2 separate regions of the Homo sapiens genome follow, and region 1 is linked to region 2. The links are chromatin loops, found by intact Hi-C in ENCODE. Cell type or tissue: heart left ventricle. All regions are shown on one strand. Links, peaks and the distances in the headings refer to the core of each region. The heading gives the core; the rest is flanking DNA. Region 1 overlaps REV3L (REV3 like, DNA directed polymerase zeta catalytic subunit). Region 2 overlaps LOC105377944 (a long non-coding RNA gene).

The links. Hi-C counts contacts between places; a loop is a spot of excess contacts. Peaks named below come from ENCODE experiments on the same cell type or tissue, not always from the same donor. Only the 100,000 strongest peaks of a DNase experiment are listed, where the experiment ranks them.
Region 1: it touches region 2 in a loop (2.6-fold over the local background); 2 of 110 quality-filtered maps call a loop at or near these places.

What each region holds. Positions count from the first base shown.
Region 1 is chr6:111,410,237-111,422,148 of GRCh38, reverse strand. REV3L (REV3 like, DNA directed polymerase zeta catalytic subunit) reads left to right here. Exons shown (of 32, transcript NM_001372078.1): 2 at 5,677-5,866; 3 at 10,595-10,669. Among named protein-coding and RNA genes, the nearest start is that of REV3L, 67 kb to the left of the region's middle. In heart left ventricle, for the core only: no CTCF peak of the experiment used is centred there; no DNase peak of the experiment used is centred there; H3K27ac peaks cover 800 bases.
Region 2 is chr6:111,636,356-111,648,267 of GRCh38, reverse strand. It overlaps LOC105377944 (a long non-coding RNA gene), which reads left to right. Exons shown (of 3, transcript XR_942874.3): 3 at 5,383-5,932. LOC124901539 (small nucleolar RNA U13) reads left to right here and starts at 1,841; the gene lies at 1,841-1,941. RefSeq lists a silencer at 5,388-5,682. In heart left ventricle, for the core only: a CTCF peak has its summit at 5,517 (motif pointing right); a DNase peak (open chromatin) is centred at 5,510; H3K4me3 peaks cover 219 bases.

The DNA of each region.
Region 1 (11,912 bases), core at 1,517-9,516, 230 kb after region 2:
CACTATTGTTAGTCATACCTCACATCTTAGTATCTGAATCTTCGTGTACATTTTTAAGTTTTTCTGTAAGATAAATTCTGAAAATCTAATTTCCAAGGCTAAGAGTACATCCTTACAACTTTTCTTTTTCCATGAGAATAGATAATTTAACACTTTCTGTGACTGAGTTTTGTTTAGTTCGTTTTGTGGTTTTGTGGAGATGGGAAAAGAAAGATGGAGTAAAATTTAGAAAGACAGAAGCAAAGAAAGACTGGAAGGAAACAGATGGAGTTAATGATAGTGATATAAAACTTGAGATGTTCCAGGAAGAAGAAAATATGAAAATTTTTGTAAACGTAAATGTTCTTGCTCACATACCAAGTTTTTCTGTTTTATAGCTCTGTCGAGGTTTGTTTAAAACCTTGTTTAGATTGAATTTGAGATTTGGGAGATGGGATATGCAAATTACACAATGAGTATTTCTTATTCTCCTAAGATACTCTTAGGCTATCACTATTTTGATTTTGATTACCCATCAGCTTTAAAAAAAAAAAAACTTTTCTATTCCAGATGATGATGGAGAAAGAAGTCTAATTAATTAGAGCAGAGATTGGCAAACTACTATCCATGGGCCAAATCCCTCATGTTGCGTGTTTTTGTAAATGAAGTTTTATTGTAACACGGTCATGCCCGTTCACTTAAGTATTGCATACAGCTGCTTCCAGGCTACAACAGCAGAGTTATGTAATTGTGTCAGATACAGCATGTCCCATAAAGCCTAAAATATTTACTGTCACCTTCCAGAAAAAGTTTTCAGACCCCCAAATTAGAGGAATGGTACATTTAGTCTTTGTGTTTATCGAAACTGAATCTACAAAAATACCCCAAGTAATTTTACTACAAATAGGCTAACAAGATTTTAGATGGGCAATTTAGAGACCAAATCAAGACACCTAAATTGCAGAATAAAATGTTGAAAAATGACAATAAGAAATGTTGGGATATAAAGGACTTAATGTTTTGTTTTGTTTTTGTTTTTTTTGAGATGGAGTCTCGCTCTGTCTCCCAGGCTGGAGTGCATTGGCGCGATCTTGGCTCACTGCAACCTCCGCCTCCCGGGTTCACGCCATTCTCCTGCCTCAGCCTCCCGAGTGTCTGGGACTACAGGCACCTGGCTAATTTTTTTGTGTTTTTAGTGGAGAGGGGTTTCACCATGTTGGCCAGGATGGTCTTGATCTCCTGACCTCGTGATCTACCTGCCTCAGCCCCCAAAGTGCTGGGATTACAGGCGTGAGCCACCATGCCCAGCCAAGGACTTAATGTTTAGTATAATTCTGGGTTCCGTGAAAGATGAAATTCAGAGCACCCACATACTCCTTGTTGAAGAGGCATCTGCCTTTTGTTATGTACTTACACACAATGGGAAGTAGCCAGCTCCACAGAGTTTTGCCATGGTGTCAAGTTTTGGTGGCGCTTTTTAAAATAACTTTTGCAGCTTCTGAATTAGGGAACATCAATCAAATTGGAAAATTCAAACTCTGAAATTTTTGAAACCTGTGTACATGGGCTTGTTCAGCCACAGACGATCTTATTTCTCTTGGACTTGTTGTCTAACTTCAGTTTGCCATGATAGTAAGAGGGAACCTTCAGAGGAGGGGAAGGGGAGTTGTTGTTTAAAGAGTATGAAGTTTCAACTAGACATGATGAATAAGTTCTGGACATCAGTTGTACTGCATGGTGACTGTAGTTGATAATGTATTATATACTTGAAAATCGCTAAGAGATTAGATTTTAAATGCTCTTACCACAAAATAATAAGTATGTGAAGTGATGGATATGTTAGCTCGACTTAATCATTTCATGGTGTATACATATCAAAGTTTCATGTTGTATACCATATATATGTACAATTTTTATGTATCAGTTTACGTTAATAGAGTTGAAGGGGTAGGGATATTTTCTTTCCTTAAATCTATATGTTACCTAGAAATACCTAATACCCTGACTCCTTTAAGAATCCAAAATGGCCGGGCGCGGTGGCTCACGCCTGTAATCCCAGCACTTTGGAAGGCCGAGGCAGGTGGATCATGAGGTCAGGAGATCGAGACCATCCTGATTAACACGGTGAAACCCCGTCTCTACTAAAAAATACAAAAAATTAGCCGGGCATGGTGGCAGGCACCTGTAGTCCCAGCTACTCCGGAGGCTGAGGCAGGAGAACGGCGTGAGCCCGGGAGGTGGAGCTTGCAGCAAGCCGAGATCGCAACACTGCACTCCAGCCTGGGTGACAGAGCGAGACTCCATCTCAAAAAAAAAAAAGAGAATCCAAAATCATTTAGTAGAAGGTTTCAAAATACCATAACTTTCACTAATTTTATAAAAACATTCTTGAAAGCATCCTGTATGTGGAACTTCTAGAAGTATAGTGGAAAAGCGCCTGGACTGAAGTCACAAGTTCTTAATTAGACCACTAACTAGATGTTGAAAAAAGCTGGGTTTCTAGTACCAGCTACCTACCTCTGGACTTCTTTTAGGAGAGAAGCCACTAATTTTAATGCTAAATCCACTGATTTGGGGGCATTTTCTCACAATTTAACCTAATCCTAACTAACGGGAGTTGTAGTAGACTGGTTTATCTCTAAAGACTTTACAGCTCTGTATCTCCACACATTTGTGTGAGGTAGAGCTAGCGGAGGGAAATAAATAGAAGTGGTCTGTATCTTGTCAAGATAAAGCAAATTACAGAACTACAAATTTTATGGTAATAAAAGACATACTATTTCCAAAAAGCAGTTGACTCTCGTGTTCATTTTTACACATTTCTCTTTCCTTATTTAACTTTTGAGTTTTTTATTTTATCCTGTTTCTTTCATTTTCTCTTATATCATTCTTATTCTATATTAGAGCTGTTAGTGCTATGCCAAGAATTCCTTGTGTTGTGGTTGTTCTTCAGGAGGTTGTTCTTGAGGAAGGGTGATGAGTAAGGCACTGAGCCATCTCTAGCTGCAGGAGCACTGGAGAGAGAGGTACGTCTGTGTTGATAGAGTGACTACAGATTTGGATGGCACTTCAGGTCATTCAGGGTAGGAAAGTGCAATATGTTGGGGATCCTTCTCAACCCCACACACCCATGTCCTCCTCTAACCCTGATGGTAGTTACATTAATTGTATCAGAGTCCCTCTTTTTTCGTGGATGTGTTTCTTCAGATATTCAAAGGCTTTCACATCATTCCTTTGTCCTTAAGCAGTTATTCTGTTTTGTTGTGGGTTCTTTAATTCATTTAATAAATGTTTGTTAAGCACATACCATGTGTTTTTTGTTGAGTTCTGGGGACATAGTGTTCATTTGAACACAATAACACCTCCCTAAGAGTTTTTGCCATGAAATGGGAAAGTTAGATAAGGAAACAGGCAATTATAATAAAAAATAAAAACTGAGGAATTAAGGAAGCCAACATTGACTTTTTAAAAACATTGAACCAGCATGGTTAAATGGAAAGAGTATTGGTTTTAGGTTTTGTTGAGCTGGATTCTATTGCTTAATAGTTATGTGACTTTGGGAACGTTAACCTCCATCAATACTGCAAGATTATCCTAATTAGAAATACATAGGTAAAGCACTTACCCTATTACCTGCTGAGTAAATCATTTCTTCCTTTTTCCTAAATTGTACATCCCAAAATTGTTGTAGTTCTGAAGCCTATAAATAGAAAGGTAATTCTTCTGGTCCCTACTTCACAGGAGATGTGAAAAGTGGATATAAAATTATTTTTAAGACACTTTGTGAACACTCTGACCATAAAGAAACTATTAATACAGTCCAATTTTGTAATTGTTTCTTGTAAAATTTACCCAAAATTCCATTATTGAGATATATTGACTATAAAACAAATACCTTAGGAATTTACAGTATTGCTTGTAAAATATGGCATTGCACTAGTAATTCTGTAATCACTGGTCTTGCATTTGTCAACTTAAGAGGAAATAATTCACTGTCTTCCCACCTCCCTCAACCTGTAGTTTAGCATACCAGTTACTCTTAGTCAAATTGTGGTTTTTGTCCAGAAGGGTAATGGTTATAACATTTATTCATGAGATATTTAAAAAGCATTCAAGTAAGTCATCAGTAAATTGATTAAATCTATTAAGACTCATTAATATAGTTTGAATGTTCTCTATTTGAAGAATTGAAAAACTATGAAATTTAGGAATTAATACCATGTTGTATTTAGAAATGAAATAGCCAAACTGGAAACTGAAATTTGTATAACAGCAACACAATTTGTAATTTTTCAAAAGCACGACAGTTGGTAGTTCAAATCAGAATATTACAGTTCGGAGAATCAGATCTTGTTTCATTATGTGACTGATCTTTCTAAATTTGCTCTGCTTTATGTAATAACTGTTCCAGATTTATTTTTCTGTCGTAAGTGTACCTTAAAAATAAGAGAAGCTAATGTTATTCTTTATAAGAAATGTAAACATTAAGATATCAACACAGTGTAGAACTACTTTCTATATATTTTATATAAATCATTCTAAATCATAAATGGGAAATAGTGATCAAACAAATATTTACATTCCTACCAAAAGAAAAGGCCCAGTGAAGCAGAGTGAGGAGGGATAAGGGGTGGGGAAGAAGCCTGAGGCTTGTGTTGGCAGGAACAGCACAGTGAGAGCGGGTGACAGCATGAGAAAAATGGATGTGTTCTTCCATCACTGCTGTTCTCCTCTCTGTTTGGATTAGACAAATGGCACATACCCAAGGGGAACTAGGGACAATGCTCTGAGGACAGTAACCACTTCCATACAGCCCTGCCAGATTCATGAGAGCAATGGTGCATCTGCTTTTTGTTGCCATTGTTGTTACTTAATCTTGTCATGGACAGATTATCGTTTCTGTGGCATTTCTTTTGTGGGTTCTCACTCAAATTACTTTCTTTATCATGGCTGTGCTGGATTGTCTGTTGGCAAGTCAGCACCATTTACCCCTTCTGCACCTTGACTGATATATTGGTTTTCTGAGAAGTGTGCATGTTGGCCTTTTGTCTCCCCTTGTTCCATACCACCAAATATAAAATTTAGATACCCTGAAATCCATTATAGATAATTGATCTGTAGAGATTTTGTTTTGATTTGGTTTTGTCTTTTTTTTTTTCCTTTTAATGGCAAAATTTCATTTTTACCCTCCTTCCCACTGCAATAGCAAAATTCTGCACACTGGAACTGCTTTTACATTCCCCTTTCTCCCAGAGCTGCCTCTCTTTTAGGGAAGGCTCTTGTTTGAAAACATTAATGCCAAGACAGGCATTCATTGATTTATTTAGTAAACTTTTTGTGAATTTTTGTAACCTTCATAACACTGTGCTTATAACCTTCATAACACTGGTATTTATAGATGATTCAGTGAAGTACACAAGACTAGTTGGATTATGAGGGTTAAATAGTGAAAATACTTTCATCAAAACTACTGTTTAAGTCATACTGTTATACAATGCTTGTGTTTACACAATGTTTCCAAATGTTCTGTTGTAAAATGTAGTTAATACTGGTTACTTTGAACTATGGGTTAATTTTTTTCAACTCTTCCCTTAGATAAGCTGTGTTGCCATTAGAACATTTAAATGAGTTTCATTCTGAGTTTTGTATTGTTAAACTGTGTCTGGAAACTAAACTTTATAATGTGTTACATTTTAGGTCAGAAGACATGTCTTCATCTACATGGCATCTTTCCTTACCTCTATGTGCCATACGATGGTTATGGACAGCAGCCAGAAAGCTATCTTTCTCAGATGGCATTCAGTATCGACAGAGCACTTAATGTGGCTTTAGGCAATCCATCTTCCACTGCTCAGCATGTGTTCAAAGTGTCATTAGTATCAGGAATGTAAGTATATGATAATATATTTTATAATTTCTGTTTATGTTGCTATTCTATTTAGAGGAAAACATACTCAGTTGATAAACTCTATTTCTTTTACTTCTAGTCTAATGGAACTGTAGTGAATTCCTTGCTGTAACTTTTTAACATGAATTTTTATGGCAATGAAAGGTAGAGAGTCAACAGTGATTTTTGTTGTTTCCTTTCCCATTTCTCTGCTTCCTGTAACTATAGAAATTCATTAGTAATTCATATAGTAATTTATTCAGCAAATATTTCTTAAATACTTTTTATGTGCTAAGCACTGTTCTAGGCGTTTGGGATATACTGCTGGACAAAACAAAGAGCCCTGCCCATGTGGAAGTTACATTCTACTACGGGAAACAGATAATAACCAATAAATACAACATTAAATTAATTTATTTGCTATATGATAATTAGTCGTGTGGAAGGAAAGAATCTATACAAGCAGGATAAGAAGGAATAGTAGTGTGGGGTAAGGAAGTAGACTAGTGACAATTTTAGAGTAATCAGGGAATGTGTCATTGACAAAGTAACAACATCTGAGCAAAGACCTGAAGGAGGTAAGGGAGTAGGAACAGCATGGAAGCCAGGTGACTAGAGTGGAAGAGTAAAGGAGAGTTGGACTAAATGAGATAAGAGAGAGATGAGAGGGTAGAGACTGTGAGGACCAATGATTCTCAAAGTGTGGTTTCCATACTTTGGTTTCCTAGTATCACCTACTATCATTAGCTTTACCTAGTTTTACAGCCATGAGAATATACCTCTCAGATCTCCAAATACACAGAGAATGAGTGAATGGCCCCAGCTACTATACACTCAATTCCAGTCTGTCACTCCACATGAGCTGCTTTCCATAGGCTACTCTTACCCTATGACTGAGCATGGCAAAGATACTAAAGCAGATCTGTAAAACATCCCTCTGTCCACTTGAGATGAGACTGGTATCTAGGTCTGGTGGCTATGCCGGCTTCTTCTGGCTGCCTTCTCATTTTCTCTCACATTTGGCATTTACTTCTTGGAGGACTGGGACTGACACACCTGGGAACTTGGTAGAACTACATTCTTGGGGCCCAGCAATTTGTGTTTTAATAAAGCCTTTCTGATGATTCTTATGCATGCTTAAGTTTGTTAATCACTCAGTAGGCTAATGTAAGGACTTTGACTTTTACTGTAAGTTATTACATGATTTTGAGCAGCCAAGATCTGGCTTAAACTGGAAAGGATTACTTAAGCAACTGTATTAATAATAGATTGTAGGGGGACGAGAATAAGAGCAGGGAGAGAATTAGGACATTAATCTGGGTAAGAAAATATGGTGGCTTGATATTAAGGTAGAAAAGACCAAGGAATTAAAATTAAAACAAAAAAGAAAATAGTGTGGCTTGAACTAGGGTGGTAGCAGGGAAGTAATCATCAGCTTCTGGATCTATTCTGAAGGTTGAGTTAATGTATTAGCTTTGCTTTGTGTTTGGGTAAGGATTGTGAGAGAGGAATCAAGGTTGACTGCAAAAGTTTAAGGGTGTTCTGCTAGGAAGACGGAAGGTAGAGGTAGAGTCAACTGACAGGAAAGATCTGGAGCTCATACAGGAACATTTGAGTTGTTTTATGTCCATATGAAATCCAAGTGGAGACCTTAAATCTCTGCTTCCACCTTAATCTAGGCTTTCCTCTGGACCATGATAGTATCATTTTAATTGAATTTCCTTCTATTTTTATCTCATTCCAGAGCAGCAGAAGTACTCTTATACTGTAAATTTAAAATCATTTAAAAATTCTTGAGTGGCTTCATATTGTTAATAGAATACAATTTAAACTTCTAGCCATAACCTATGTGACCTCACCCCATCTACCTCTGAAACTCTGCTTTCTGTATTCCATTCAGAAACAGTGACTTTCTCTCAGTTCCTCTGCTATCCAAGTTGTTTCTCACCTAAGTTCTTTGTATGTACAATTTTCTTTCCTTGAGTGTTCTACCCTTCCCCAATCCTCCAGATCATTGACCTCTTCAGAGAAGTTTTCTTTGACTATCCCACGTAAAATAAGGTATTTTAAGTAGGGCATTATTATTATTACTGTTTTTATTATTCTGTATCTCAGCCCATTATTTGTTTTCTTTAGCACTTAATACAGTTTGCAGGTATTTTAATTTTTATTTATTTACTTAATTTTTATGTGTTTCTTCCACTAGCATGTAAACTGCATGCTAGTGCACTAGCATGTATGAGATGACTCAATAACTGTTTGGTTGGATAAATGAATGAGGTGAAAGTTTACACTCATCCTATAACAGGAGCAATTATGTTAGGGATAATTATCTACTTTATCTTTTAGTTTTGTTTATTCTTGATAGTTTCTAATAACTTTCCTATATATATCCTCATTTCAAAGTTAAGTCTCCAAACAGCCCAGTGAAATACATAGTCACTTATCTTCCTGTATTTTTGTATTTGTTAAAGACATTGCCACATTTTTGAGAGTAGTTGAGTTACAGATCTGGATACATGGGGCAACAGATGAGCTGCTCACTCTAATTTTTCATTGCAGTTTTCTTTTTTCTTCTAATTTTTTGGTCATTTTCTTCCCTAGATCCCCTTTTTCCTTCCCATTCATTCTACCTTCTCTAATTCCTTTACTCCTTCAATTTTTCCTACTTAAGTTACATAAAGTTGCATCTAGCTACCAAATTAACATTTACATGAGGTTTAACTCTATTCTTTTTAGACTATCACTATCCTGAGGCTGAGTTAAGAGATAGGATCATGACCTTGGGCTAATTTCTGGGATTCCTTCTCACTCATGATTTTAGAGAATCTTCTATAAAGAGATTCTCAATCCATCAAAATTAATTAGGTGAGATTTTTCGCTATCCACACTCATTTTCCTTCCTATTGATATACTTAAAAAACTAATTACGAGATATAATTTTTTAAACATGAAAACATCTGCTTTCATACTCCTCCATTCTACTTTTTTCCCCCAAAGAGTCTCCCTGATGAGGAATTCTTTTGGCAAAACCATTCATCTGGCTGAAGATAACCCATGTTTCCAGACAACTACCTTTGTATATATGAAAAATACCATAGCAGGAAAGGGCTACAGTTAAGGTTGAATTTGCCAATGAGAGAGAATGATATCATTTATGTAATATGTCTTTCTTTAACCAATTCTTCATGGCAACAAAATAGGGTATACAGCAGCAAACTAGACGGGAAGTGGTATTATAAAAAGTTAAGAAAAGGGTGAAGAGTAAGAGGGAGGGATGGTCAGGTGAGACTTTTCTGAGAAGGTAAATTAAGCAGAGTTCTGAATGAAGATTAAACAAGCCATGCAAAAGTCCAGAGCGGAGCTTTCCACTTGAGGGATCGAGTTAGAGGGTCTGAAATGTTTAGAGTGGTTGGAGGAGAAGGAAGAATGGTATGACTTGAGATTGGAGTGAGAGGCAAGGATGAGATGAGGAACCCTTTAGACCTTGGTAAATAGTTGTTTTTTTTTTTTTTTAACAGAAATTACTTTATAACAATAATACAGATGGCTTAAAACAACTAAAAAATTATACCCAAAATAATGTCTCTGCTACCAAATTAGTCCTTTATTTGATGTCCACTACACTATTAGACATCACAGAGAGGTGATGTCCTATGAGAGTAAATTCTATTATCTGCTGCCTGTCATAAGGGAACAATGTTTTTAAATAAAGAGTGATTGGGTTTATCCACCTAAAGATTTAACCGTGTATTAACAGACCACTTTTCAGCCAATACAAAGCCTTTTATTTCATTCACAAATTTACGCCTGTTTATGTATTGTTTCTAATTACATCATCCTTGAAAATAGTGTTCTGTATATCAGAGGTTGTAGTGTAGTTTCAGATCCTCCTGAAATGATGTGAGAGTTCAGCTTATTTCATCTTGCACCGAGGATTTCTCTTCCTGTTATATAGCCTTTTGCTTCCCCCTTTCCTCATTCCAGCTGATACCCCGAGAAAAAACTCAGCCATAACATGATTATGTTGCTTAAGTAAGTCCATGGTCTTTTTCAGTCTCTTAAGTTCCTGTCTACACAGTTTTTTCACAGGATGCACTTGATATGGTTGTGTGTTACAGGTTTATTCATATCAGCTACTGAAATACATGCTGTGTGTACATATAATAGGTACATTGTCTCTGCTTATTGAACTTATAAAATAATAATAAACAGCTGAATAAGGAAAGTAATGTAAGTGTTGTTAAGTAAAGGACTTTGTTGAAGAAGAACTTCAGTTTTTAACAAAAAAATGGGAGCCAGAAGAAGGCGGCTGAAAGGTCTGTTTCTCTCATATGTGGAGTAAAGCAAACAAAAATATGTTTTCTTATATGTGGAGTAAAGAAAACAAAAAGCCACTTAAAGAGTCTTGATGTTTGAGATTAAGGGGTGGATGGTTTGTTCTTCCTTTTTGTCCATAGTTTTTTCAGAGTGATAATTTTTAATTCCCATCGTCAGTAATTAAAGAAAGTGATATTTTTTACACTTTTTAAAAAAGCTTCAGTATTTCATGTTAACCTGTGCTAGGTTTAACTGAAAGGTTTGGGATTTTTTAGTTGTTTTTTGGGGGGTGGATAATATTAAACGTAAGACTGAATTTGGCCAGCTGAATCTAATTAGGGCAATAAGTTGCATTATTTCATCTCTGAATTATGAAAATAATTTGAAATTTTTTTTCTTATATTTCAGGCCTTTTTATGGTTATCATGAGAAGGAAAGACACTTTATGAAGATCTATCTTTACAATCCTACAATGGTGAAAAGGTACAAAGATAAATGAAACCAAAATATGAATAACTATCATTGAAGTATTTTAATAATAAAAAAAATCTAGAAAGAAGGCCTCTATAGTTTGTAGTCTTATTAAAGACAGAGACCGTAAAATACACATGTACGTGTATAGAGAGAGACCAGTGGCTTGGACTCTATGAAGGATATTTTAGAGGTGGAGGCTCCCAACTGCTTCTTTCCTGTTACAGATTAGAGAGTTCGTAGAAGTAGGTTAGGAGAGATTACGGCTGCCTTGTGTGATGTTAGGCCTCTTCTGGCCAGACCTTAGTTCAGCATTAAGAGAAAGTTGCTCTTTAGCTTCAAAGCAAGGGGAAATATGTAGGAGTGAGTCCAGAGTGAGAGGGCTTTTGAGATCTCAGAAACCTGTTGACTGTTTACTAGATGTTGGTGAAATTTTATATTCCAGGTTTTTTGTTGGTTTTGGTTTTGGTTGTTTTTTCTTCCCTCAGTTAGTCTCCCTGCCTCTAGCTTATCCTCTCAATCATCCTGGAGGGCAGGGAAGGGCACATATATGGAAGATTTTAATCATCCTTTCAGATTCAAAACAAGGATTTTCACTATGTATAGTGGGAAGCTAGGGTAAAAGTGGCCTCGGAGGTGTACTGAGTATTATTTTTTCAGGAGGTCCTCTCTGCTAGTAGGTACTGGGTTCCAAAAAGTAACTTTTTTGTAAAACACAGATTGGATGTTTTCCCATAGTGAATTAAAGCACTACAGGGGGCACGACTGCCCAGAACATGAGGTTTACCCTGGATTAAACCATTTGAGTACTTCACTGAAGCACAGCTCTATTCCCAATGGTTATTCCCTTGTAACTGAAAACTAGTTTTCTTACATCCTGCCCTTGATCTTACCCAAAATAACTTCTGTTCTGTACCAGTTCCCCTCTACTCATACTTCCTCATATTCGTGGAGTACAAAAGAGCAATTTCTGTGGACTCTTATTCTCTCACACACATACAGAGTGGTAAGAGAGTAAACCTCAGTCATTTTTCCCTTTCTCGTCCACAAGTTGTGCTGGAGTGGGAGCCATGATTAAAAGAGGCTTAAGTGTTTTATAAATAACCTATAAACAAATTATAAATACAATCAATTTTTTTCCTTGCAACCATAGCAAACACTAAACTGTTCTCAGTAAGTTTGCTTTAAATTATATAGTCAGCTTATCACAATGCCATTCTAAAATTCCTGATTTATTAATGGATTCATTCATTTA
Region 2 (11,912 bases), core at 2,504-10,503:
ATCAGATGACACAGCGTGCAGAGAGAAGCAGTGGCAAGAAACCATGGGCCACCAGAGAGAGTGACTGGGAATAGCTACTGTCCACGCTCTAGCATCTGGAGGTCCAATAGCGCTACCCCACATCATTTCTGTGAGATTCCTCTGAAGCATTGTGTACATCAGCTCTTTACTTGAGCAAATCCAAGGGAGTTTGGTCCACTACAGTCTGGCTCCACTGTCTGGCCAGGCTCATCTGTCCCATCACCTCCACCATCACCCCTGCCTTATCTCCTGGCTACACTGAGTTACCCACAACTCTGCAAGCATGCTCTGCACTGCTCCTTTCTTTCCTCCTTCCTGGACTGTTCTTTTTCCCTCCCTCCTCTTCTTAAAAGCTTATCCACTCTTTGAGACTCAACTCAAATGTCTAGTGATGGCCACCCTCTGAGAACGCCCTGCTCCTGGCTCTGGTCTTTTGAAGGCAGTCACTGCACAGCACTGCTGGCTGCAGTTGTTAGCATACATCCTTGAGTTTTGCTCCTTGCCACTAAGCTCACTGAGGGTAGGAACCTGGCACACATTAGGACTGATATATGACAATGAATTTAATCCAAGGATTGGAATCCTGAAACACAAGCTGAGTTTCTTCAATAAAGAGAATTGTGCCAGTAGAAGGCATTGTTCGTTAAAATGGAAATGCATTTAGAGAATACTTCAGATTAAAGGGATGAAGATCAAAGGGCACATTTTTGGCCAGGAGTTCTGAGTCTTAGAGACCCAAATAAATTGTAGACTTTTTATTTCCTGAATTGATTGGAACCATAACACTGGATTTGGTGCTGTAATATAAAACTTTCTGGAACTTTTAGCCTGGTGGGAAGGCTCTGCTGTAAGCGTTAGGATTGCTCTTGTCTAAAATTAAAGCACCCACGCCTATTGCTGAAACTGGCTAGTACACATGGAAGGCCTGATTTAGACTTCCACGGTTGATCAGGGAACCATCAGAGCCCTACCTTAGCTGAAGTTACAGACATACCCTGCTTCAGACTTATCAGGAGAGGGTGTGTCTATATTACATGTGGACACACGTCCACTCCGGTTCGAGATCCTATGGCCCACGTCAAGAACAGAAAGCAGCTGCTCATGCAGACGGTGTGTGAAACATTAGCTGCGTTTTGCAAACATGTAAGAATTTCCCAGTGAGAATCTTGACCGCAGATGTGGGCCTGGCAGCTCCTCCTGGGCCTTGTGCCTGGGGCTCAGCCCTGGGGATGCTGTTCAAGCTACACTTCCAGCCTGGCTCAACATCTGACTGTCCCTCTGTACAAAGGGGCTGGTTTTGAGGTTCTGGGTCACAAGGTGGATCAAGCCCTTGCCCCTTATCCCAGGGAGGGAAACTCCTAACAGCTGAAGCAAAGTCTGCTTTATCACACTGACCTCTGACCCTTCTCAAGCTTTCTGAACAAACCTCAACCAGGTTAACCTAAAATCACCATTCTCAAATCTGCCTGTGCATGACCTAAGGGAATCTTTCATTAATTTTTTTTTTTTTTTTTTGAGGTAGAGTCTTGCTCTGTCGCCCAGGCTGGAGTGCAGTGGCGCAATCTGGGCTCACTGCAACTTCCGCCTCCCGTGTTCAAGCGATTCTCCTGCTTCAGCCTCCCGAGTAGCTGGGATTATAGGCAAATGCCACCATGTTCAGCTAATTTTTGTATTTTTAGTAGAGATGGGGTTTCGCCATGTTGGCCAGGCTGGTCTCTAACTTCTGACCTCAGGTGATCCGCCCGTCTCGTCTCGGCCTCCCAAAGTACTGGGAGCCATCACACCCGGCCTAAGAGAATCTTTTAAAATGCAGGTTTTGATCCTTTAGTTCTTAAACATGACAATTGGATGTTTATGCATATGTGTGAGATGTGTCACCCTTGAACCTTGTTACCATGTCTGCACATTACCTATCTGACATGAAAAAAAAAAGAAAAATGCAGGTTTCTCAGCCCCTCCCAGACTTACTGAATAAGGCTTTCTCAGGCAGAAGGTCATGAATTTGTCATTGAACATGTCTTAGTCCATTCAGCTGCTATAACAAAAATACCATAGACTGGGTGGCTTATAAACAACAGAATTTTTTGTTGTTTTTATCTTTTTTTTTTTTTTTTTTTTTTTTGAGACGGAATTCTCACTTTTTTGCCCAGGCTAGAGTGCAGTGGAGCAATCTTGGCTCACTGCAACCTCCGTCTCCCAGGTTCAAGCAATTCTCCTGCCTCAGCCTCCCAAGTAGCCGGGATTACAGGTATGTGCCACCACATCCAGCTAATTTTTTGTATTTTTAGTAGAGATGGGGTTTCACCATATTGGCCAGGCTGGTCTTGAACTCCTAACCTCAGATGATCCACCCACCTCGGCCTCCCAAAGTGCTGGGATTACAGGTGTGAGCCACCATGCCTGGCCTGTTTTTGCCTTTTGAGAGTTGGGGTCTCACTCTGTTGCCCAGGCTCGTCTCAAGGTCCGACCTAAAGTGATCCCCCTGCCTCAGCCTCACAATTAGCTGGGATTATAGGTGTGAGCCATCATACCCAGCTAGAAATTTATTTCTTACAGCTCTGGAGGCTGGGCGGTCCAAGATCAAGGCACCAGCAGGTTTGGTGTCTGGTGTGGGCCTGCTTCCTGGTTCAGAGATGGTGCCTTCTTTCTGTGTCCTCACCTGGTAGAAGGGAAGAGGGAGCTCTCTGGGGTCTCTTTTATAGGGGCACTGCTCCCATTCGCAAGGGCTCTGCTCTCATGACCTAATCACCTCCCAAAGGCCCCACCTCCTAATACCGTCACACGGGGTGTTAGGATTCCAACTATGAATTTGGGGGAATAGAGCATTCAGTCCCGTATGCCCTTTTCTCCTCTCATTTGCCTCCTGCTGGAAACTTCTGGCAGCAGAACAATTGCATGGCATACTTAGGGTTCCTTTTGAGTCCCTCTTGCCACAGCCCCAGTGGCCCAGCCATGGAAGGCTCCTGCCCTCAACTCTGTTCTGGGCATCCCTGTCAACCATCTCACAGTCTGCCCCTGCTGGCAAGGAGGGACACAGAAGGGGGCTGGTGAGCAGACACTCCAGGGCACGGGTGCAGATCCTCCTCTCCAGGCAGGGCAGCAGGGCAGCCTCAGCATGGGGCCTTCAGCTGTTGGAGAAGCCAACCAGGCAGGTCAGGCGGACTTGGCATGACTCAACTGCTGAGAAAGCAAGTCGCTGATACAACAGGGACTTGTGAGCTGGGAACAGCCATGAAACTGGACTGGGGATCTGGGGACCTGACTCCTGTCACACCAGGTGAGTCTGCCCAGCTCTCAGCTCTTCCCCTACTTGATTTGAGGCTGCAGGGCCTGGGCCTTCACACCAGCACTTCAAGGAGGTGCCACCCTGTTGGGTTTGATGAGCCTGACCTCCAGCAGAGAGTCCCAGAAGATCACAGACTTACAGGGTATGAGGGACTGTTTTTCAGGGCAAGCCCCTGGTTTTGTAGATGAAGCTGTTCAGAAAATATACTGAAAACTCCCACTAGCTTTATTCCTGTCCCCTACCTCATCCTTGTCAGAATGTCTCCACGTGGAATGGTGTCCAGTGCCCTCTCCCTGGGCTGGCCACACTTTAGGATGCCCCACCTTGATTCTCATGCCCTCTTTTGATAAATGCAACTATCTCAAGTACCTCGTCTTACCCTTCCAAGATTCAGATAAACTCCCCCAGGGGTGGGATGGGACCAGGGTGGGATGGCGATGCCCTGTAGAGGGCAACCTAGCCATTAACAGGGACTTTCTCCAGCCGCTGAATGGAGTCTTGCTCTGTCACCCAGCCTGAAGTGCAGTGGTGCGATCTCAGCTTACTGCAACCTCCGCCTCCTGGATTCAAGCGATTCTCCTGCCTCAGCCTCCCAAGTAGCTGGGACTACAGACATCTGCCACCATGCCCAGCTAACTTTTTGTATTTTTAGTAGTGACGGGGTTTCACCATGTTAGCCAGGATGGCCTCCATCCCCTGACCTCATGATCTGCCTGCCCCAGCCTCCCAAAGTGCTGGGATTACAGGCGTGAGCCACCGTGCCTGGCCTCGTTTGGTTTTCTTAAAACCGAAAACCCTCAGGCAGAATTCTCCACTGCCTCCCCCACACAGGGGAAATCCTGCAGTGTGCCTTTTGCCCAGGCCACATCACATTTCCAGCTCTTCCCCTGGCTGGCTGCTTCCTCCTGAGCTTGCTGCTGACTCAAGCAACTGAGAGGGCAGGGGCTGAAAATTTAGTTAAATGCAGATTCCTAGACTCTTCTGATTTGGGGTGAAACCTAAAAATCCAGATTTAAATTTTTTTTAAAAATTTTTTAGAGACAGGGTCTCGCTCTGTCACCTCAGTTGGAGTGCAGTGGTGCAATCACAGCTCACTGCAGCCTCAATCACCTGGGCTCAAGTGATCCTCCCACCTCAGCCTCCCGAGTAGCCAAGACTACAGGTGCACACAACCATGCCCGGCTAATTTTAATTTTTGAATTTTTTGTAGAGACAGGGTCTCACTATGTAGCCCAGGTTCATCAAGCAATCTTCCCACCTTGGCCTCCCAAAGTGCTGGGATTACAGACATGAGCCACCAGTTCAGCTACATTAAATACATAATATTTTTCTTCTTAATGGCACAGTAATATATGTGTACAACCTAGTCAGTGTAAAAACAATAAACACTACAGATAAAGCAGTGACCCCCCACACACACTTCTCAACATCATACCTTACCAAAGGTAATCACTTATCAACTTGGTTTGTATCTTGGTTTGTATCTTTTTTTAAATACATTTACATAGACATGCCTTTCCTTTACATAAATGAAATCTTACTGCACATATTGTTCTGCATCTTGACTTTTCATCAAACAGTATGACTCAGAGAATTTTTCTCGCTTCTTTTTAACAAATAATATTTATTAGTATGCCATAAGGTGGAAATGGCATCATTTAACCATTCTTCTGTTGATGGATATTTAGGTTATTTCCAGATTTTCAGTGTTACAAACAACGTTACATCCTTGCCCTTTTTATGGACATCTGTAAGGCTTTCCCTTGGAGAAATATCTAGAAGTGGAATTGCTTCCATATTAATTTTAATATATTATTAAATTTAGTATCTCCTGCTGACTTGTTCCATTAAACTCCTTAGTGTAAGTGAGTAATCATCTTCCTATAATCTTCATTTTTAATAAGTTCCAGATGATTTTGATACCAGTGTCCAAGGACCATATTTTGAATATGTCAAGTAGTGGTTTATCATTTGACTATTGCTACAATAATGCTAGGCTTACAGAAATTATTCCAAAACTTAACGGCTTAAAATGACAAGTTGGATTTTTTTTTTTTTTTCTCATGGGTCTGCAGGTAGACCAGGACCCTGCTGTACTTGACTGGACTCCAGGCTCAGAGTTCCAATTTGCCCACGGCAGAACTTGGCTGCAGGCTTCAGGTCAAGTTCAGGTCTGTTTCACAGTGTTTATTCTGGGCCCAGGCTGAAGGGGGCAGTGGCTTCCTGGGAAATTCGTGTCTTATGGCTATCACAGAAGCCCTCAGAGCTAAGTTAAGCCTTTCAAACTTTCAAGACCTCAGAGTGCATCGCGATGTCTCAAATTCCATTGGCCATTCTAATAATGTGGCCAAGCACACATCAATAGGTCAGGACATATTCCCTGTACTTGAAGGGTGGGCTCTGCAATGTTATGACAAAGGGGAGTGAAGAGTCACGACCAAGTCTTTCAATCTCATCTACCGTAGTGGTGAAGGGCACAGGCTTTGGTGCCAGAAAGAAGAGTTGGTTTGAACCCCTGCTTCTGTGACACTGGGGAAATTACCAAATACAGAGTTACTCTTCCTCATTGTTGTGTTGAGATGATCCTCACCAAAAATGAATTTTAGGAGTCAACTTTCATATTTGGTTTAGAGGAAACCAATAGAAGTCAAATGTCTTTTCTTTTTTTTTTTTTTTTTTGGCACAGCTTCCCACTCTGTCACCCAAGCTGGAGTGCGGCGGTGTGATCTCGGCTCACTGCAGCCTCCACCTCCCAAGTACAAGTGATTCTCCTGCCTCAGCCTCCTGAGTAGCTGGGATTACAGGCACGCACCACCATGCCCGGCTAATTTTTTTTTTTTTTTGAAACGGATTCTTGCTCTGTCGCCCAGGCTGGAGTGCAGTGGCGCGATCTCGGCTCACTGCAAGCTCCGCCTCCCACGTTCACGCCATTCTCCTGCCTCAGCCTCCCGAGTAGCTGGGACTACAGGCGCCCGCCACCACGCCTGGCTATTTTTTTCTATTTTCAGTAGAGACGGGGTTTCACTGTGTTAGCTAGGATGGTCTTGATCTCCTGACCTCGTGATCCGCCCGCCTCGGCCTCCCAAAGTGCTGGGATTACAGGCGTGAGCCACCGTGCCCGGCCATGCCCGGCTAATTTTTGTATTTTTAGTAGAGATGGGGTTTCACCATGTTGGCCAGGCTGGTCTCAAACTCCTGACCTCAAGTAATCCACTCGCCCACAGCTTCCCAAAGTGCTGGGATTACAGGCGTGGGTCACTGCGCCACGCCAGAAATCAAATGTCTATTTATAATATGGAGTTTATTAAGTAGATTTCAAAACTGCTTTGCAGCAGCACAGCTCTTCAGTTTTCCTGTGAAACACACATTACCCTAAGTTAGAAAACCAAGTCATGACTCCCTCACATGCTCTTGTTAATATGCCATTCACACCTTCCTTTGTGTTCATTCATAATTGGAATTTAAAGAGATTCACTTATTTCTCACTGTTTTATTCCAAAAGAAAAAAAATACAGCAATTACCATAGTTCCTTAAAAGATTTAAATTTTTAAAAGTACAACCTAAAATTAGATTCATGGTGTCTTCCAGTAATTTTTATCTATTTTCATTTTATTTTTGAACTTTTTATTGAACTATAAAGCATTAATATACATAGAAACATGTTTTTTAATTAAACAGAATCAAAGATTTTTTATAATTACTTTATGAGATTTAGCTTGAGAATTTTTATCTTGAGAATTATTGACAATACTATTTAAATTTTTGATTTTTTCAGTAATTATCCTTAACATCACCCCCACCCCCACCAAATTTAGAAAATCTCATTTGTCTAGAATTTTTTAAAGAAAAAGAAAAACAACCTCAGGAATTCCAAAGTGCTGCTTACCATCAAAATGTTTTCAAAAAAGATGACTAGGCCGGGTACGGTGGCTCACGTCTGTAATCCCAGCACTTTGGGAGGCCGAGGCAGGCAGATCACCTGACATCAGGAGTTTGAGACCAGCCTGACCAATATGATGAAACCCCGCCTCTACTAAAAATACAAAAATTAGCCAGGTGTGGTGGCGTGCACCTGTAATCCCAGCTACTTGGGAGGCTGAGACAGGAGAATCACTTGAACCTGGGAGGTGGAGGTTGCGGTGAGCCGAAATCACACCATTGCACTCCAGCCTGGGCAACAAGAGCAAAACTCCATCTCAAAAAAAAAAAAAAAAAAAAAAAAAAAGACAGCTCTTCACGTGCTGAAAACAGCCTGGTCTGACTTCTCTGTAGACGTGGGAAGTTGCTATGCTTTTAGAGTTTTAGACTAAATGTGGCACTGAAGAATATAAAAATCAACACAAATGTATTAGTTTGCTAGGACTGCCATAACAAAGTACCACAGACTGGGTGGCTTAAACAACAGAAATTTCTCACAGTTCTGGAGGCTACAAGTCCAAGATCAAGGTGTCAGCAGGTCTGGTTTCTTCTAAGGCCTGTCCTCCTGGCTTAAATATGGCCACCTTCTCCCTGTGTCCTCCCTCAGGTGGCCTTTCCTCTGATCACACACATCCCCACTGTCTGTCTATCCTAATCTCCTCTTCTTATAACAGCAGACACTATCAGATTGGATTAAGGCTCACCCTAAAGGCCTCGTTTTAACTTAATGACAGTACCTCTTTAAAGGCCTTATCTCCAAATAACAATCACATTCTGAGGTATTGGAGGTTAGAGCTTCAGTATATGAATTTGTGTGGGGCAGGGGGAAGATACACGATTCATTCCATAAAAATAGATTACAGACAACATTACTTTAAAACTATTTTAAACAGCTTTATTGAGATAGAATTCAAGTACAATTCACTTATTTAAATTGTACAATTTATTTTATTTTATTTTTTTTTGAGACGGAGTCTCGATCTGTCACCCAGGCTGGAGTGCGGTGGCACGATCTCGCCTCACTGCAACCTCCACCTGCTGGGTTCACACCATTCTCCTGCCTCAGCCTCCCGAGTAGCTGGGACTACAGGCACCTGCCACCACACCTAGCTAATTTTTTGTATTTTTAGTAGAGACAGGGTTTCACTGTGTTAGCCAGGATGGTCTCGATCTCCTGACCTCATGATCCACCCACCTCGACCTCCCAAAGTGCTGGGATTACAGGCATGAGCCACCGTGCCTGGCCTTAAATTGTACAATTTAATGGCTTTTGGTATATTCACAGAGTTGCACAACCATCACCACAATCAATTTTAAAACATTTTCATTACCCTAAAAGAAGCCCCACACCCCTTATCATTACTGCCCCAATCTCCTCCCCTCTCCCTAGTCCTAGGCAACCACTACTCTATTTTGTTTCTATGGATTTGCCTATTCTGGACATTTTATTTAAATGAAATCATACAATATGTAGTCACTTGTGACTGGCTTCTTTCACTTAGCATAGTGTTTTTCAAAGTTTATCCATGTTGTATCAGTACTTCTTTTTTATTGCTTAATAATATTCCATTGTATGGATATGCCATATTGTATTTATCCATTCATCAGTTGATGGACATTTATTTCCACATTTTGTCTATTATGAATAATGCTGCTATGAATATTCATGTACAAGTTTCAGTGTAGACATATGTCTTCAATTCTCTTTGGTGTTTGGAGTAGAACTACTGGATCATATGGAATTCTATCTTAACCATTTGAAAATAACTAAAGTTTTACCCAAATTATTGTTATCAAACTATGTAATTGAGAAGAGATATTCCATCTTCATGGATTGTAATACTTTCTACTATTAAGATGTCAGCCCTCTCTAAATTGACCTAAAGAGTCAAAATCTTAGCAGAAGTTTTTGTAAAAATTGACGAGATTCTTACATTTTTATAAGGAAATTAAAAAAACTTAGCCAAAACCATTTTGAAGAATAGCAAATTTGGAGGACTTATACTACCAGATTTGAAGATTCACGATAAAACTGTAAGACAAAGTACTATTGGCCAGATGCGGTGGCTCATGCCTTGTAATCCCAGCACTTTGAGAGGTCTAGGCAGGCGGATCACCTGAGGTCAGGAGTTCGAGACCAGCCTGGCTAACATGGTGAAACCCTGTTTCTACTAAAAATACAAAAAATTAGCCCGGTGTGGTGACGCATGCCTGTAATCCCAGCTACTAGGGAGGCTGAGGCAGAGAGAATTGCTTGAACCCAGGAGGCCAAGGTTGCAGTGAGTTGAGATTGTGCCACTGCACTTCAGCCTGGGCAACAGAGCGAGACTCCATTTAAAAAAAAAAAAAGTACTATTGAGACAAGGATAAACACATAGACCAATGGAACAGAATAAAGACTCCAGAAATAGACCCACATATATATATAGTCGTTTGATTTGCAACAAAGGGACCACTGCAATCCAACAGGAAAACAGTCTTTTCAATATATGGTGTCAAGTCATTTACATACCATGTTGAAAAAAAATTTTTCACACTTATTTTACAACATACACAAAAATTAATTTGAGCTTAAGTCATATTCTTAAATGCAAAAGGTAAAACAATAGGCCTCTAGTGAAAAACAGTGGAATATCTTCATGTCCTTGGAGTAGGCAGAGATTTCTTTAAAATATTTCACCGTAAAAGTAAAACATGGTAAATTGGACCTTTTCAAAAATAAGAATGTATGTTAATCATTTTTTTTGTTGTGTCTCTGCCAGGCTTTGGTATCAGGATGGTGCTGGCCTCATAAAATGAGTTAGGGAGAATTCCCTCTTTTTCTATTGATTGGAATAGTTTCAGAAGGAATGGTACCAGCTCCTCTTTGTACCTCTGGTAGAATTTGGTTGTGAATCCATCTGGTCCTGGACTTTTTTTGGTTGGTAGGCTATTAATTATTGCCTCAATTTCAGAGCCTGTTATTGGTCTATTCAGGGATTCAACTTCTTCCTGGTTTAGTCTTGGGAGGGTGTATGTGTCCAGGAATTTATCCATTTCTTCTAGATTTTCTAGTTTATTTGCGTAGAGGTGTTTATAGTATTCTCTGATGGTAGTTTGTATTTCTGTGGGATCGGTGGTGATATCTCCTTTATCATTTTTTATTGCATCTATTTGATTCTTCTCTCTTTTCTTCTTTATTAGTCTTGCCGGTAGTCTATCAATTTTGTTGATCTTTTCAAAAAACCAGCTCCTGGGTTCATTGATTTTTTTGAAGGGTTTTTTGTGTCTCTACCTCCTTCAGTTCTGCTCTGATCTTAGTCATTTCTTGCCTTCTGCTAGATTTTGAATGTGTTTGCTCTTGCTTCTCTAGTTCTTTTAATTGTGATGTTAGGGTGTCAATTTTAGATCTTTCCTGCTTTCTCTTGTGGGCATTTAATACTGTAAACTTCCCTCTACACACTGCTTTAAATGTGTCCCAGAGATTCTGGTATGTTGTGTCTTTGTTCTCGTTGGTTTCAAAGAACATCTTTATTTCTGCCTTTATTTTGTTATGTACCTAGTAGTCATTCAGGAGCAGGTTGTTCAGTTTCCATGTAGTTGAGCGGTTTGGAGTGAGTTTCTTAATCCTGAGTTCTAGTTTGATTAAACTGTGGTCTGAGAGACAGTTTGTTATAATTTCTGTTCTTTTACATTTGCTGAGGAGTGCTTTACTTACATAGAGAATTTTAGACCAATATCCCTGAGGAACATTGTGCAAAAATCCTCAATAAAATACTGGCAAACCGAATCCAGTAGCACATCATACAGCTTATCCACCACGGTCAAGTTGGCTTCATTCCTGGGATGCAAGGCTGGTTCAACTCACGCAAATCAATAAATGTAATCTATCATATAAACAGAATCAAAGACAAAAACCACATGATTATCTCAATAGATGCAGAAAAGGCCTTTGACAAAATTCAACAGCCCTTCATGCTAAAAACTCTCAATAAACTAGGTATTGATGGGACGTATCTCAAAATAATAAGAGCTATTTATGACAAACCCACAGCCAATATCATACTGAATGGGAAAAAACTGGAAGCATTCCCTTCGAAAACTGGTACAAGACAGGGATGCCCTCTCTCACCACTCCTATTCAACATAGTGTTGGAAGTTCTGGCCAGGGCAATCAGGCAGGAGAAAGAAATAAAGGATATTCAATCAGGAAAAGAGGAAGTCAAATTGTCCCTATTTGCAGATGACATGATTGTATATTTAGAAAACCCCATCGTCTCAGCCCAAAATCTCCTTAAGCTGATAAGCAACTTCAGCAATGTCTCAGGATACCAAATCAATGTGCAAAAATCACAAGCATTCTTATACACCAATAAGAGACAAACAGAGAGCCAAATCATGAGTGAACTCCCATTCACAGTTGCTTCAAAGAGAATAAAATACCTAGGAATCCAACTTACAAGGGATGTGAAAGAACTCTTCAAGGAGAACTACAAACCACTGCTCAATGAAATAAAAGAGGACACAAACAAATGGAAGAACATTCCATGTTCATGGATAGGAAGAATCAATATCGTGAAAAGGGCCATACTGCCCAAGATAATTTATAGATTCAATGTCATCCCCTTCAAGCTACCAAAGACTTTCTTCACAGAATTGGAAAAAACTACTTTAAAGTTCATGTGGAACCAAAAAAGAGCCCACATT